2 separate regions of the Homo sapiens genome follow, and region 2 is linked to region 1. The links are chromatin contacts, found by Hi-C or POLR2A ChIA-PET in ENCODE. All regions are on one chromosome and are shown on one strand. The core of a region is the stretch at or near the end of the contact, and the rest is flanking DNA. Distances in the headings are between cores, read along the strand shown.

The links. A loop is a pair of places that touch in the nucleus more often than their neighbours do. ChIA-PET counts read pairs that join two places held with the same protein, here RNA polymerase II (POLR2A). Pooled maps may share reads with other maps.
Region 2: POLR2A ChIA-PET joins it to region 1 with 19 read pairs in PC-9. The contact joins two enhancer-like sites. A Hi-C loop is called at or near these places in 13 of 168 maps with a recorded cell type or tissue (Caco-2, Calu3, HCT116 and 10 more) and 13 of 50 pooled maps. POLR2A ChIA-PET finds 5 or more read pairs at or near these places in 28 of 52 experiments (A549, A673, AG04449 and 23 more).

What each region holds. Positions count from the first base shown.
Region 1 is chr1:15,778,372-15,783,992 of GRCh38, forward strand. The region is part of intron 8 of FBLIM1 (filamin binding LIM protein 1); the gene reads left to right. Among named protein-coding and RNA genes, the nearest start is that of FBLIM1, 22 kb to the left of the region's middle. Within about 2 kb of position 2,605, at least 7 of the 41 ENCODE cell types and tissues checked have a DNase peak (open chromatin) inside an H3K27ac peak, as active enhancers do; they include PC-3 and PC-9, where a contact is called at or near this core.
Region 2 is chr1:15,832,421-15,837,489 of GRCh38, forward strand. It overlaps SPEN-AS1 (SPEN antisense RNA 1), which reads right to left. Exons shown (of 2, transcript NR_024279.1): 2 at 1,795-4,486. Among named protein-coding and RNA genes, the nearest start is that of SPEN, 13 kb to the right of the region's middle. RefSeq lists silencers at 2,449-2,678, 4,834-5,069 and enhancers at 2,568-3,553, 3,119-3,228, 3,419-3,468, 3,699-3,748. Within about 2 kb of position 1,996, at least 41 of the 41 ENCODE cell types and tissues checked have a DNase peak (open chromatin) inside an H3K27ac peak, as active enhancers do; they include PC-3 and PC-9, where a contact is called at or near this core.

The sequences.
Region 1 (5,621 bases), core at 1,355-3,854:
CTGGGCAACATGGTGAAACCCTGTCTTAAAAATAAATAAATAAAAATAAAAAATAAATCAGCTTTGGGATAAAGAAGGCAGTGATGGTCTAACCAGGATGGTAGAATCAAAGGCACTCATGTAGGAGGCAATGCTTGACTGGGCCTTGCAGGATGAGTAGGAGTTTGCCAGATATTCATAGAGGGGAGAAGTCCAGAAAGGGGAAAAGAGCTACAAAAATCCACGGTAACACGAGCAAGCCTGAAGAATCAGAGGAAGTGGAAGCTTCTTTTTCTTTTTTTTTTTTGAGATGGGATTTCACTCGCGTTACCCAGGCTGGAGTGCAATGGCGTGATCTCAGCTCACTGCAACCTCCACCTCCCGAGTTCAAGCGATTCCCCTGCCTCAGCCTCCCGAGTAATTGGGATTACAGGCATGCACCACCACGCCCAGCTAATGTTTTGTATTTTTAGTAAAGATGTGGTTTCTCCATGTTGGTCAGGCTGGTCTCAAACTCCTGACCTCAGGTGATCTGCCCACCTCAGCTTCCCAGAGTGCTGGGATTACAGGCGTGAGCCACCGTGCCCAGCGTTTTTTTATTTTTGAGACAGTCTCACTCTGTCTCCCAAGTTAGAGTGCAGTGGCATGATCTTGGCTTACTGCAACCTCCAGCTCCCTGGTTCAAGCAATTCTCCCTGCCTCAGCCTCCTGAGTAGCTGGGATTACAGGTGCGTGCCACCACGCCCGGCTAATTTTTGTATTTTTAGTAGAGATGTTGTTTCTCCATGTTGGCCAGGCTGGTCTTGAACTCCTGACCTCAGGTGATCCACCTGCCTCGGCCTCCCAAAGTGCTGGGATTACAGGCATGAGCCACTGCACCCAGCCTAGATCAACTCTTTTGAATGTTACTTTTTCACTTAGAAATTGTCTCTTTTAAATTGTTTTTATTAAATTTTTATTTATTTATTTTTTGAGATGGCGTCTCACTCTGTCACCCAGGCTGGAGTGCACCAGTGCGATCTCAGCTCACTGCAACCTCCACCTCCTGGGTTCATGCGGTTCTCCTGCCTCAGCCTACCAAGCAGCTGGGACTACAGGCATGTGCCACCACACCTGACTAATTTTTGTATTTAGTAGAGATGAGATTTCACCACGTTGGCCAGGCTGGTCTTGAACTCCTGACCTCAAGTGATCCACCTGCCTCAGCCTCCCAAAGTGCTGGGATTACAGGTGTGAGCCACTGCACCCGGCCAGAAGTGGAAGTTTGTAGATGTGACTGGAGTGTAGAGGGCTGGGGTTATGGTTAATGATTAGGTCAGAGAGAAGGAAAGGACTATGGTGCCAGGCTAGAGAGTCTGGACTTCAGGCTGCAGAGAGGGGTCAGGCTGAGATGGGCGAGCTGATTAGAAGCTGGTGCAGTTGTCCCAGGAAGAAGGGCCCAGGAGTCATCACATGTGGCTTGGTGATCAGAAGGGTCCTATGCTAGTTTTGAAGTTCTGCTATTGCTGTCTTTAAATTCTTGATTTTTGTTTGTTTGTTTGTTTTTAATAGAGACAGAGACTGGAGTCAGGCTGGAGTGCAGTAGTGTGATCATAGCTCACTGTAGCCTTGAACGAACTTTTGGGCTCAAGCAGTTCTCTCACCTTAGCATCCTGAGTAGCTGGAAGTACAGGTGCGCACCACCACGCCCAGCTAATTTTTTTATTTTTAAAATTTTTGTAGAGTTGACTTCTCTACAAAAATTTGCCCAGGCTGGTCTTGAACTCCTAGGCTCAAGCGATCCTCTCACCTTGGCCTCCCAAAGTGCTGAGATCACATGCATGAGCCACTGCGCACGGCCTGAAATTCTTAAATTTTTTTTTTGTAGAGACTGAGTCTCACTTTGTTACCCAAGCTGGAGTACAGTGGCGCTATCTCGGCTCACTGCAACCTCTGCCTGTCAGGTTCAAGCAATTCTCTTGCCTCAGCCTCCTGAGTAGCTGGAATGACAGGCTTACACCACCATGCCCGGGTAATTTTTTGTATTTTTAGTAGAGATGGGGTTTCGCCATGTTGGCCAGCCTGGTGTTGAACTCCTGATCTCAAGTGATCTGCCCGCCTTGGCCTCCCAAAGTGCTGGGTGGCGTGAGCCACCACACCCAGTCAAAATTCTTAATTTTTGAACAAGGGGCCCCACATTTTTATTTTGTCCTAGATCGTACAAATTATGTAGTCAGTCCTGCTGAGGAGGCTCAGAAATCCTCTCCCACCCCTTCTACAGCTGGCTCCTTGTCACTGAAGCTTCTGTCTTCTCCGGTGATGGTGACAAGGTGGCAACTTTTATGCGGGGACCTAAGTGGAGAGCCCCAGAGCAGATCTCTTACTCAGCCGATGAGTATTTCGACACACCTGTTCACTCCCATTTATTTAAACAGATACTGGAACCCAGAGGCTATTTTCACTGAGGTTATCAAAGGAGCTGGGTAGAGAAGTTGATAAATTGCTGAGTAATTACATTGTCTTTGTTGGTTATAGGTCAAAGTCCTGCTGATAATGCATTTTGAAAGCCCAGTGAGGAAGTTTAAGTGCTGTTATCCCCAACATCATCCTCACGAGTTCCAGCAGTGACTGGCACCTTCCTGAGCCTGGCCAGGAAGCGAATAAACCCCCCCGGTAGTCCTTGATGACTTGGCCGAGGTGGTGTAGTAAGTCGGCATTTGGACTCCAGCAGTTATGTGTCAGAAGATGAGGCTTCTTGGCCAGGCATGGTGGCTCATGCTGGTGATCCCAGCACTTTGGGAGGCTGAGGCAGGCGGTCAAGAGATGGAGACCATCCTGGCCAACAAGGTGAAACCCCATCTCTACTAAAAATACAAAAATTACCTGGGTGTGGTGGCGTGTGTCTGTAGTCCCAGCTACTCGGGAGGGTGAGTCAGGGGAATTTCTTGAATCCGGGAGGCAGAGGTTGCAGTGAGCCGAGATTGCACCACTGCACTCCAGCCTGGAGACAGAGTGAGACTCTGTCTCAAAAAAAATTAGCTGGGTATGGTGGCGCACACCTGTAGTCCCAGCTACTTGGGAGGTTGAGGCAGGAGAATCACTTGAACCTGGAGGCAGAGGTTGCAGTGAGCAGAGATTGTGCCACTGCACTCTAATCCTCCAGCCTGGGCAACAGAGCAAGACTCTGTCTCAAAAAAAAAAAAAAAAAAATAATGAGGCTCTTGAACTGCAGCAGCCTGGAAGGAGTTGAGTGCTGTTAACTAAGAAGAAAAATGGGTTTCCCTGCACTGCCCACACCCACATCTCACCATTTCTACTTGCTTTGGGGTCCATATTATTTATGACTATTGTTGGAAGGATAACAATACTTTTATATGTAGGTAGTATTGTTTTTTTTTTTTTTTTTTGAGACGGAGTCTCGCTCTGTCGCCCAGGCTGGAGTGCAGTGGTGCAATCTCGGCTCACTGCAAGCTGCACCTCCCGGGTTCACGCCATTCTCCTGCCTCAGCCTCCCGAGTAGCTGGGACCACAGGCGCCTGCCACCACGCCTGGCTAATTTTTTGTATTTTTAGTAGAGATGGGGTTTCACTGTGTTAGCCAGGATGGTCTTGATCTCCTGACCTCGTGATCCGCCCACCTCAGCCTCCCAAAGAGCTGGAATTACAGGTGTGAGCCACCGCACCTGGCCTGTAGGTAGTATTTTTTAATTTATAAAATGCTTTCATTGACATCACCTTGTTTAATCCTAGTGACAGTCTTGTGAGATGGGATTTATTGTCCCCATTTCACATGGGGAAACTGGTGGGGTGTGGTGGCTCACACCTGTGATCCCAGCACTTTGGGAGGCTGAGGCAGGAGGATCACTTGAGCCCAGGAGTTCGAAGCCAGCCTGCGCAGTAAGACCTCATCTTACCATAAATGTTTAAAAATTAGCCAGGCATGGTGGTACCTGTCTGTAGTTCCAGCTACTCTGGAGGCTGAGGCAGGAGGATTGCTTGAGCCTGACAGGTGGAGGCTGCAGTGAGCCATGATAATGCCACTGCACTCTAGCCTGGGTGACAGAGTGAGACTCTATCTTAAAAAAAAAAAAAAAAAGGATGGGAAACAGGCAAACAGTCTCAGAAAAGTGGTTCCAGCCATGCTTGTGTGGGCTGGGTTCAGTGAGGTTTCAGCCACCGCACAGCTGCCTTGCAGAGGTTGTGAGACTTGGTGGTAGATAAGGTGTTTCTTCCAATTGGTTCTAATTTAGGAGGGGTCTCATGTGGCCCTCTGGCATGTGTTCTTACAGTGCCAAACAGGTGGCACAGATGGTGCAGTTGTATAGCCCATGGTCTACTTGAGAGACTCAAGTGGCCTTGTAGGGAGGAGACACACAGGGGTGCCTCACCCAGCTGGCCATGGAGGAAGGCAGATTGCAGACCCTGGTCCCTACTGCATAAGGAGGGCCACCTGTGACCCCAAAGTAGTCCCTATAGGGACTCTTTTTTTTTTTTTTTTGAGACGGAGTCTTGCCCTGTCTCCCAGGCTGGAGTGCAGTGGCGCGATCTCAGCAACCTCCTCCCGGGTTCAAACAATTCTGTCTCAGCCTCATGAGTAGCTGGGATTACAGGCACCCACCACCACGCCCGGCTAATTTTTATATTTTTAGTAGAGACGGGGTTTCACCATGTTGGCCAGGCTGGTCGCAAACTCCTGACCTCATGATCCGCCCGCCTCAGCCTCCCAAAGTGCTGGGCTTACAGGCGTGAGCCACTGCGCCTGGCCCCCTATAAGGACTCTTTTGTGGGATCAGTGCAGCTTCCAAAGGGTGCCCAGAACCAAGTCTCTGCGCGCAAATTGTCCCCCCTGTTATTCTCTAGCATGTGCCCAGGTGAGGTTTCTGGGGCAGAACAGTGACGTTGGTAGAATTTGGGCCCCGAGTCCCTGTGTTCCTCATTCTGAAATCCTTTGGTGATTTGAAAAATAGAAAATATTAATGTTTGTGCTGGTGTTGAAGCTGTGTGGGCTGTGGAGTCACAGAAAGGCCCCTGGAGCCAGATCCTGGAGACCCAGTCTGGTCCCAGCTCCAGAACCAGCTGTGTGACCTGGGGCAGAGCCCACTCCTCCCTGGACCTTGGTATCCCACCTGTGAAATGAAGGGACTGGACTAGATTCAGGCACTCATCAGCAGATACCCATGGCCTGTGCTGGGATGGGGACTTGGCCTTAAACAGGGTTCCTGTCTCGTAGAACTTACGTTCTTTTTTTTTTTTTTTTTTTTTTTTGAGATGGAGTCTCGCTCTGTCACCCGGGCTGGAGTGTAGTGGCACGATCTCGGCTCACTGCAAGCTCTGCCTCCCGGGTTCACGCCATTCTCCTGCCTCCTGCCTCAGCCTCCCACATAGCTGGGAGTACAGGCGCCCGCCACCACGCCCGGCTAGTTTTTTGTATTTTTAGTAGAGATGGGGTTTCACCGTGTTAGCCAGGATGGTCTCTATCTCCTGACCCTGTGATCCGCCCGCCTCAGCCTCCCAAAGTGCTGGGATTATAGGCGTGAACCACCGCGCCCGCCCAGAATTTATGTTCTAAAGGGGTTATTGAAGCCGGGCGCACTGGCTCACACCTGTAATCCCAGCATGGGAAGCCAAGGTGGGCGGATCACTTGAGGTCAGGAGATCGAGACC
Region 2 (5,069 bases), core at 746-3,245, 53 kb after region 1:
AGGCTGGTCTCCAACTCCTGACCTCAGGTGATCCGCCTGCCTCGGCCTCCCAAAGTGCTGGGATTACAGTCGTGAGCCACCGCGCCCAGCCACCACCCACTCTTTAAGAAAATACAAATCAACGCCATTTTTTGTACAATAAAAGTATGTGCTTTCTGTGTTAAATGTAATGGTTAAAGGTATAAAGCATCTGTTTTGGGCTCTGTCGCCCAGGCTGGAGTGCAGTGGCACGATCTCGGCTCACTGCAAGCACCGCCTCCCGGGGTTCATGCCATTCTCCTGCCTCAGCCTCCCGAGTAGCTGGGACTACAGGCGCCCGCCCCCAAGCCCGGCTAATTTTTGTATTTTTTTTTTTAGTAGAGACAGGGTTTCACCGTGTTAGCCAGGATGGGCTCGATCTCCTGACCTCGTGATCCGCCCGCCTTGGCTTCCCAAAGGGCTGGGATTACAGGCGTGAGCCACTGCGCCTGGCCCAAAGTATGTGTTTTATAAATAAAAATGAACCCCAGGAATTAGGAGTGTTTAAACAGACCCTTCTAGTCTGTTCAAGTGCTGGGCAATCATTCTTCGAATCTAAACTGCCCAGCTAATTAGAGCCATAATAATTTACCTGAGTTATCAGGCTACTGTAACAGATTCCAAATTTCCACTAAAACTAATAGTTTTACACTATTTCATTTTCATTGTGCAGACAAAAAAGAAAAAAAACACAGCATTTAAAAAAAAATTCTGTAAGCTCTCACCGCCAAAAGGAAGGATAGGCCAGGCGCGGTGACTCACGCCTGTAAGCTCAACACTTTGAGAGGATCTCTTGAGCCTAGACGCTCAAGACCAGCCGGGGCAACATGGTGAAACCGTCACTACAAAAGGTTAACTTAGCCCAGCGCCAGGCACGGTGGCTTATGCCTGAAATCCCAGCACTTTGGGAGGTCGAGGCGGACGGATCACTTGGTCAGGAGATGGAGACCATGCTGGCCAACATGGTGAAACCCCATCTCTACTAAAAATACAAAAATTCGCCGGGCGTGCTGAGGCGTGCCTGTAGTCCCAGCTACTCCCCGAGGCGGAAGTTGCAGTGAGCCAAGATCCACTGCACTCAAGCCTGGGTGACAGAGCGAGCCTCCTTCAAAAAAAAAAAAAAAAAAAAAAAAAAAAGCCCAGCGTGGTGATTCGCGCCTATTCTCAGCTATTCAGGAGGCTGAGGTGGGAGGATAACCTGAGTCCAGGGAGGTCGAGGCTGCAGTGAGCTGTGATTTCGTTACTGCAAAAAACAGAGACCTTGTCTTAAAAAAAAAAAAAAAAAAAGGATAGTTGATGTCAAAAGATACGGTATAAAAATTTAAAGCTCTATGCAGTGCTTTTGGTCATAATGAAACTAAATTATTTGGAATCCAAAAGCCTCTTCTCAGATATTTCTTTCATCTGGAAGCCATCAAATCCTGATCGATTCCTTCAACAGATGTTCTTTTACCTTTTCATCCTATCATTATGAGCTTTACCTCCTGTTACTGAAATAACTCCCTATAATTATACATAGTAAGAATATAAAGGGCTGGCTCTTCTATGTACTCACGCTGTGAAGAAAAACTTAAAAAAAATTAAACAAAAAAACCTTGTACGAAAGCAAAGGAAGAAGACAAATTTAGCAGCAGTTCTCTTGAATTTCCTGGCTTTGTTGATTTCGAACCACAAGGTTAACATTAAAACACAAAGACTCACATTTAAATATTTCTTTTGAAATCAGAAAAACAATAGCTCTTTGAAATGACGCTGGAACGCACACAATAGATTCTACTGGGTCAATGTATTATTTATATACTCATCTGAACTTTCAAAAGAAGTTAAATGGGAGATATTCTCAACAGGCAAAAATAAGATATTCCAATCTATTGTTCAAGTTTATGGCTCCGATATAAATAATGGGCTATAAACCCGTATCTGGAAAACAGTTGCGCAGTGCGTGCTTAATGGCCAGCCAATGAAAACCAACGTCTCATTCTACTCCGTCTTTCAGCACGTCAAGGACATCCCACTCCGCCTTTTTTTTTTTTTCTTTTTAAAGAGGCCAACCGCTGGGGACACCTGGTTTTGGCACCTTTATGAGGCCTCCCAGCAGCACAGGAGCTCTAAGGGGCACGCTCTGCAGTTGAGCTATTTGCAGAGCTCCATGATCGCTCAAAGCCGAGCACGCGCACGGGTTTGCTACTGGCACCAGCACAAGGCTTTAGACAGGCACTTCCCACGGCTGAGTTCTAGGCATCCCCTTTTTGAAACGTGTTCTCTCCACCCTGCAAGGGTGGGGTGAGAAATCTCACTTTCGAAGGGCTTGCAAGGAGGAAGAGAGTCGGCGCCTTGCGGATTCCCCGGCCGCGCTTCAAGGTTCACACGCCGCGTGGCAGCTCGGATGCAGCCCGGTTCCGAGGCGGTCGGCGGTCGAGACTGGGGCCTCGAGCCGAGAAGCGAAGAACAAAGCGGCCGCGTTAGCCCGCCGCCCCGAGGGACAGCCCGGGCGCGCCCGCCGCTCCGCCCACACCCCGCCCCTCGGCCGCGCGAAATGGCGGCGGCCGCACCACAAAATGGCAGTCGCTCGGTCGCGGAGAAGCACCTGCTAAATCCCGTGACTCCCTCCCCCTGCCCTGCCCCGCTAGCGCCAACGTCGTTCTCCCCGCCCAGGCGCCCCGGTCTTCCCACGCCGCCCCGCCCAGGGGCAACAGGGTCCGGAGCCCGCCAACAACGCGGCGCCTTTGTGCGGGCGCACGCCACCTTTACTCAGCCACACGGGCCCCTCTCCGGGGGGCTTTTTCTTAAAGGGGCAACCGCTGGAAGAAACGGAGCACCGCCGCCCGGGACGCCCCTCAGGCCCGGGGTTACTACGGTTTCCCCAACTCGCAGCGTTAGCGTCAGGCCACCAAAGTGAAGATGGGTGGTGAAAGGACCACAGAGCCCGATAGAAGAGAAAACCTAGGAAAAATTAGTGAAAGACGCCCCCAACCAATGCTTTGGCGGCCACGCTGAGTCCTAACGTACTGAGCCCACTCGACGGGGCCCGTGCGCACAGGCGGCTCCAAAGGGCGGGTTTCGGCTTTCCTTCCACCTCGCAAAAGTCCAGTGAGCGCTCTAGGTTTCTCATGGCTACCCCCTGCCCTCTCCCCGTGCTGGGGAGTCTCGGGGGCTGAGCAGTGGCAGAGGGAGGAGCGGCTGCCGCGGTCCCTGTGCTTTTTCTCTGGCGTGAGGGTCTCAGTGGCCTTGGGCTCTGCTTGGGCCGTGGCTTGAAGGTTGGAGGTGTCGCGGTGCGCTTGGGTTTTTTCGCTTTCTTTCAAACGCTTGCTTCCTGGCGCTCCCCACCCCCCAGCGTCCCTTTGGCTCCATCTTTCCAGAAACTTCTCTGAGAAACTCAGCAAAAAGCATCCAATTTCGCCACTGCTTCCCCCTCCGCGCATGCGCGAGACGCCAAGCGGAAAGCCTTTGGCGCGCCGGAGTGTGAGAGTGGTGCGTGAGCGCGCGCGCGCTCGCCGTGCGGGGGCGGTTCTCTCTGACAATGAAGGGAAAGAATTCCCCCTCCCCTCAACATTCCGTCCTCGCGCAAGCGCGTCGGAGCCACTTCCTTGGCCTTTGAGGGAAGGGGGAGGGGTCGTCCCGAAGCGCGCTAGTCGTGTTTCCGCGCGCCTGCGCACGGGGCCGTTTTCGTCTCGCTGTGTTGTCCGCGAGTCTTTGCTGTGAAGTGCGTCTGAACAGCTCGCTTGTGCCCGACCTACTTTTTCCTTAAGGCCCACTCGCGGAAACTAGTTTCTTGTGGGGTTATCGATTCTGTACCCCGAGTTTCCTGGAGATTAGTCTCCCCTTTGTGCCCCGGGGATGAGGCTGGACGGCGTCGCGCTGGCTTGTCTTCCACCCCTTCCCGCGCCATGTTTGGAACGGCTGTTGACTGGATCCCGTGTGGAGTGTGATGGAGCCTTCTCGAAACGGGAAAACAGTCCTGGCCGAAGGCTTGGGTGGTGCCTGGGCCGGCTTATATTAGGCACTGCGTAGAATGTTTGCTCACTAAGCCCAAAGAAAGGTGTCTTTTTTTTTTTTTTTTTGAGACGGGAGTCTCTTGTCATCCAGGCTGTAGTGCAGTGGCGCAGTCTCGGCTCACTGCAACCTTCGCCTCCCGGGTTCAAGCGATTCTCCTGCCTCAGCCTCCCATGTAGCTGGGACTACAGGCGCCCGCCAATACGCTCGGGTAATTTTTGTATGTTTAGTAGAGATGGGTTTCACCATGTTGGTCAGGCTGGTCTCGAACTCCTGAGCTCAGGTGATCCGCCCACCTCGGCCTCCCAAAGTGCTGGAATTACAGGCGTGAGCCACCGAGCCCGGCTTTGCCCCCAGCCTGGGAACGGGGTCTTGCTGTGTTGCCCAACTGTTTTGGAAGTCCTGACGTCAAGAGATCCTTCCGCCAGGGCCTTCCAAAGTGCTGAGATTACAGGTGTGAGCCGCCACGCCCGGCCTTTAAAAAAAAAAAAAAAATCAAAATGGTTTTAAAAGGTGTCATTTTCATTGGAACGGGGTGGGGCTCCTAGTGCCCGCCACAGTCCTCCACTCAGGCCGGCGGGGCGGGCCCTGGCCTCGGCCTCGGTGCGTGGGTGCAGAGGGCCTAGGCCGCAGCTGCTTCTCCCTCTGCCGAATTGAGCTGGGCGGTGGTAACCATAGTGGACCGCACTTCCTCTTCGTTCAGTGCCTCCCCTCATTCTTGTCCTTTAGGGGTGTGGTGGAAATTATTACCAGGGTTATGGGTTCTTCAAAATACAAAAAGCCAAACCAAAACGAAAAAAAACCCTCTTGTGTAATGAACTTCCCCCGCGTGCAAAATTCGGGGAACCCGGGCGGCTTGCCTCTGCCTCCCGCCTGCGCGGTCTCCCTAGACGAATTGCCTCCCGCCTAGCCGCCTCCCTAGACGTATTGTCTTGTGACGCACCCCCGAGTCCCTGTAGGTGCAAGGCTTTAAAAAGGGAGCTTTTTCGAGAAGAAAGCACATCGGGGGCTCTTAGAGGCCAGCGTGGACGCCGCAATCGCGGGGTGAGCCGCGCGAC